2 separate regions of the Mus musculus genome follow, and region 2 is linked to region 1. Evidence: chromatin loops called from intact Hi-C (ENCODE). Cell type or tissue: left cerebral cortex. All regions are shown on one strand. Each heading gives the region's core, and the rest is flanking DNA. Links, peaks and the distances in the headings are about the cores only.

Evidence for each region. Peaks named below come from ENCODE experiments on the same cell type or tissue, not always from the same donor. Only the 100,000 strongest peaks of a DNase experiment are listed, where the experiment ranks them.
Region 2: a loop joins it to region 1, with 2.4 times the contacts of the local background. A loop is called at or near these places in 2 of 42 quality-filtered maps.

Annotation. Positions count from the first base shown.
Region 1 is chr19:41,451,790-41,454,700 of GRCm38, reverse strand. No RefSeq gene overlaps it. Among named protein-coding and RNA genes, the nearest start is that of Gm33951, 8.2 kb to the right of the region's middle. In left cerebral cortex, for the core only: a CTCF peak has its summit at 1,580 (motif pointing right); no DNase peak of the experiment used is centred there.
Region 2 is chr19:41,088,954-41,091,864 of GRCm38, reverse strand. Tll2 (tolloid-like 2) reads left to right here. Exons shown (of 21, transcript NM_011904.4): 18 at 321-448. Among named protein-coding and RNA genes, the nearest start is that of Opalin, 13 kb to the right of the region's middle. In left cerebral cortex, for the core only: a CTCF peak has its summit at 1,868 (motif pointing left); a DNase peak (open chromatin) is centred at 1,871.

The DNA.
Region 1 (2,911 bases), core at 269-2,768:
ATCGACCATTGGCCACCTGTGGACCAGAGCAAGTAGACACATCCTGAGACTGTTGACCACCTGCAGACAAGGAAAGTCCTTGCCACCTCATTCCCTAAAGACCAATCAGTTTTTAAAAGTCACACTGTTCTGCCAATCACATTGTGCCTAATGGCTGCTGCTCTGAAAACTGTATAAAAACTCACCAATCAGGCTGCGCGTGGTCCTTCTCTCTCCTTTGTGTGCAGGGCGACCCCAGCTTGCTGGAACAATAAAATTCCTCAATTCTCAACTCTGAGTTGTCCACTCAGGGGGTTTCCGATAAGTTAAGGCTCTCAGAGTGTTACACCATCATTAAAAGTAGGTTTTGAAAAATTAAAGTTTATAATCCAATCCTCAGCAAGTCTTGGATTTCAAGGGCAGACAGAAAGATGGAAGTGTTAGAGTGATGTTTTTGTACACTCTGTGAAGATGTGTCCCTGTCCTTCTTTGCCTGACTAAGGCACCTTCTAATTGGTTAAAATAAAAAAGCCTATGGCCTATAGCACAAGGCAGAATAGTAAGGTAGGACACCTGGATAGAGGAACCCTGGGGAAGAGTCAGGCAAGGAAAGATTTGCCACTCAGACTGGGAAGAAGTCAGATGTATGAAACTGAGGAGAGTTAACTAACCATCCATGTGGCAGAACTTAGATTAGCATAAATGGGATAATAAGGTATGAGATAGTTGGAAACAGGCCTAGCATAAGGTCTAGGCATAAATAAATGAATAAGTCTTCATGTCCACAGTTACATAAAAGAAGGATTCTGAGAGAGGCTATGGTTCTGTAACTATGCCCGAAAGCCTGTAACTAAGACAAATGTGAGTCTTCCTTCTCCCTGAGGTCGTTGGCCACAGGCCCATGTGGACACAGCGGGCAGAATCGATGAACAGGGATTCGGACAGCTCCTGAGTACCAACAATAATAATGACACTCTGGGATCAGACTTGGAGAGATGGATCAAATTGACTCTGGGTGAATCAAGGGTTGTATAGTTTTGGGGTAAGCAGGTAGGACTATCCAGGGTGGGCAAAGGTCATTGGCTGAAGGCTAAGGTGCTGCGATGCCTCCTTAGCATGGGGAGGCGCTCCAGGAACCTCAGGTGCTTGCTGATCAGGTTGCTATAGGTTGTTATAGACCTTTCTATAGCTGGACCTGTAATCTAGCCAAGGCTATGTGACACTCCATAGGTAGATGGGGCTAGTGGTGGTTGGGGGTGTTAAACTTCCCAGACAAGGCCAGAGAAGGAGAAGCCCTGATGGTAAAAGGAGTCTCCCATTTTTCTTGGCACACAGAAGACTATCAGGATAACGGTAGGCTTCAACCTTAATTACCAGGACAACAGACACAGGCATCTCCTCACAGGTGCCTCAGTACCCCTTGAACACTGTTAGACTCCCTAATAAACGATATTATTAGAAAGATAGAAGAAACTCATGCCTTCAGACAAAACTGAAGATAAACAGTAAGCTGAGCAATCAGGAAACATTCATGAAGTTCTTTCTTTCTTTTTTTTTCTTTCTTTCTTACATGTAAGTACACTGTAGCTGTATTCAGACAGTCCAGAAGAGGGCGCCAGATCTTGTTACGGATGGTTGTGAGCCACCATGTGGTTGCCGGGATTTGAACTCAGGACCTTCGGAAGAGCAGTCAGTACTCTTAACCGCTGAGCCATCTCTCCAGCTCCATGAAGCTCCTTTTTTAAGCACTCATCCTAGAGAATCTTTGCCCATCAAAATGCTAGCACAGAACCTTCAGGTTAAAACTTACGCTCATCGGGGCTGGAGAGATGTCACAAGTGGTTAAGAGCACTGGCTGCTCTTCCATAGGATCTGGGTTGGATTTCCAGCACCCACATGGCTGCTCACAACCATCTGTAATGCCAGTTCCTGGGGATCCGACATCCTCTTCTGGTCTCCAACAGTACTAGGCAGGCATGAGGCACACAGACATACACACAGGCAAAACATCCACGTGGAGAAAATAATAATTTCTTTAAAAATCATATATATATATATATTTAGTTTTTACCCTTGCTGTGATGAAACACCAGGACCAAAAACAAGTTGGGGAGGAAACACGTCAATATAACAGTTTATCATCAATAGCAGTGAGGGCAGAAGCTCACACAGGGCAGGGACCTGGAGACAGGGGCTGATGCACAGGCTATGGAGGGAGGCTGCTTACAGGCTTTCTTGGCATGGTTTACTCAGCTGGCTTACAGAACACAGGAGCTGCAGGCCAGGGGTCGCCCCACCCACAGTGGGCGGAGCCTTCCCCCATCAACAGCTAATCGGCAGAGGAAGGGGTTATCTCTGTGAGTTTGAGGTCAGTCTCCTCTACAGAGTGAGATCCAGGATAGCCAGGGATGCACAGACAAACCCAGTCAAACAAAACCAAAAACAAACAAAGAAAAAAAAATCAAACACTTAAAATATTCAGTCTCTTTAAAATAGATGATTTTTTTTTTAAATCCAAAATCTTTTAAAACTCAAAATCTCTGGGCTTCTGTAAAATCAAAATAAATAATTTATTATCTCAAGAGGGAAGCATCAGGGCATAGTCACAAACAGATCGAACTCCAGAAATATAAATAACCCAACGTCCAATGACTGGGACTCACTCATGATATTTTGTGCTCCTCCAAGTGAGTCACTTCTCTGGCTCCACCCTCTGCAATACTCACACCTTGTCTTCTAGGGTTCAGTTGGCTACACTCCCCCCTGCTGCTACTATTCTTGGTGGTCATTCCATGGTACTTGCATCTCCAACACTTTGGGGTCTTCTGCAACTGGGCTCACATAGACTCTTTTATCGTGCGAAGCCTCAACTTCTCCTACTACCAACTTGTCTTAGTCAGGGTTTCTATTGCACCATGACCAAAAGCAAGTT
Region 2 (2,911 bases), core at 323-2,822, 360 kb after region 1:
TAACATTCACCATGGCTGGTACTCTCTGGGCCTTTTACAGGTGGCACTGGCCTACACGTATGAACCTGGAACCCTCTTCACACCATACGTTGTAGAACCAGTGCTCTCACTAAGTTGGCCACATCCCCAGTGCCAACCTCCATGTAAACAGTCATAGTAACCGAAATGTCTCTCCTCCTGAGCCTGTTCAAGCAAAGTCAACACCGGGTCACACCAGATACAGGCTGGCTCCCCATACATTGGCTATTAACCTGAGACTCACCTGTGATGTCACCTCCAGCTGAATGACCCCTCTGTGTACCCCCTCTTCTGACCTCCAGCTGGCTGCGCCTACAAGATCAGCAGTGCAGAGGGGACCCTGATGAGTCCTAACTGGCCAGACAAATACCCCAGCCGGAAGGAATGTACCTGGAACATTTCATCAACCGCAGGCCACAGGGTGAAAATTGTGAGTCCTCTCATTAGTTTGTTAAGAGCACAAGCCTTGGCATTAAGCGGATATGGGTTCAAGTCCCTGCTCCATGATCAGCATGGAGCATGTGCAGGTCTCAGTTTTCCTGCTGGGAAATGGGGAGATGCTGTGAATCTTGAGGTGGGTGCTCTGAGCAGAAGAAGGGAGCATGCTCAAAGCTCTGTACCAGCCCTGCTCACAGCAGCACTGTGGGAGGTGGCGGCTGCCATGCAGGGCTACAGTGCTGTGTGTGTGATTCAGTTGCATCCAGGGCTATTCTCTTACGGAACATTTTACTCTTGAAGAAGAAGAAAAAAACAAGACTTAATTTACACAGAACGTTGAGAGGTCACGAGTCCTCAGGTCCCGGTTCCCACTCTAGACATTTGTGAATCTTTTCAGAAGTTTCCCTCACAAGGGAAAGCACATAGCTTTTTAAATTCTTACTCAAATCAGTCGCGTAGAATAAATACAATTACTCATGCTCCTCTGCAATTTACATTTTTATCAGTTAACAATAGGACCAGCACACTAATTCCTCCTTCAGTTAAAAACAAACAAACAAACAAACAAACAAACAATTGCCTTGCAAATCATGTAAAATCTCACCCACATATCTGATGTGTGGTCTCACACAGCACATGTCATTATTTACAAAAAACAACAAAACAAAACACCTCATACACACACACACACACACACACACACACACATATGCAGGGGCATACTCACATACACAGGAATACTCATAGACACACAGATGCACACGTGCACTCCCAGAAACATATACACACACACATACATAGGAACGCTCACAAACATACACACCAACACACAGACACACACACACACAGAAGCATACCCACAGACATATATACACACAAACATACACAGGAACACTCACACACAGAGACAAACATGCACACTCACATTCACAGGAACAATTGCAGACACACACAGACACACAGACACACATGCCTGCTCACAGACACATGCATACACACACACACACAGATGCACACTCATAGACACATACACAGAAAGACACACACAGAGACACATCAGACACACATCTCAGACTGTTGAGATGAGCAAGATGGACCTTATGAATGACAGACTGAAAACACAGGGAGGAGGGAAGGGAACAGAGGAAAACAGTGATAAGAGATAACGTAGATGATACTGTCAGGGTGTTTCCTGCTGTGTGAGGATAAATTGACGGGCTCCCAAGGCATCATGGTCCAGAATGGACCCCAAGCCATGGGGCATGCCCCTTGGGCTCCTCCTGTGATGCGTGCTGCCAAGGTAGAAACGGCTTTCTTCTGCCCTGGGTCCCTTAGAACAGTGTAGAATCTGGACGAGGGTATTTAGAGTGCTTTTGCAAGGCCAGCTTTGCTCTAGACTGCCATCTGCTGGAAAGATGCTCTGTTGCTTGGCAATGCCCTTTCCTGACAGACATGAACAGTCTTCCTTGGGGGTGGAACCTCAAAACTGCCAGGTGGGAAGCCTCCATCTGAGATGCTTGCATACAAGAATTATTTAAAAAAAAAAAGATACTTCCCTTGAAAATCGTTGGTGAGCATGCAGACGGAACTCTGCCTGCCCTTTGTTCCTATAGAATGATGCCCTGCACACAACCAGCGTCCCCCTTCCCATCCCATCCCCATCCACCCTTCACCTAACACCCCCCTGCTCACCAGGACATCACAGGCAAGCTGTCAGCCAGTCAGGCATCTACCCAGCACCCAACAAGCTGTATATGGCTGGTAACTGTTCAGTTCCCCGGGCCGACAACCGGGGACAGTCTCTGATGGAAGGACGGGAAGAAAGGAGGCAACGGAATCTGGTTATGGTTAGCAGTGTGACCTGGAGAAAGTCAGCTCTGGGTCATGTTCAATTCTTACTCCAGCTGAACAGACTTACGCAAGCCAATTAGCGTCTTTGTGACTCGGTTTCTCCTTCTGCTCACTGGGGATACTAATGGATTTTCATAACCTCATTAGAACTTAAGTGAGAAAACTTTCACCGTTTACTGGGATGGGAAAAAAACTCCCAACGCATGCCAGCCACTTTGATAGCAGAACAGCCCTGCTCAAAGCCCCTGGGATTTCAAGTGTACCGCAGTGGGCACAGGCTAACAGCAACATCTCTGAAGCCACAGGTCCTGGGTTACATACCTTCTCTGCCAGGGAGGACGCTGGCCATGCCAGCTGATGTCTTCTTCAGGGGTTGTGCCCGGGACAGGGTTGCAAGGACTGGATGAGGGGACATTTGTAATGCCTGTAGCACAGCTGCCACCTTGGGTGAGTGCTCAGTACTAGCTGGCTCCTAGCATTAGAGGAAGGGTAGGAAAAAGTAAATCCAGGCAGCTGGCTCTGGGACTGGATGTCGGACCATCACGGCAATGGTGGACGCCCCTAGGAAGCTGGTAGACAGACCCCTCCAGGCTCTGAATGTCCT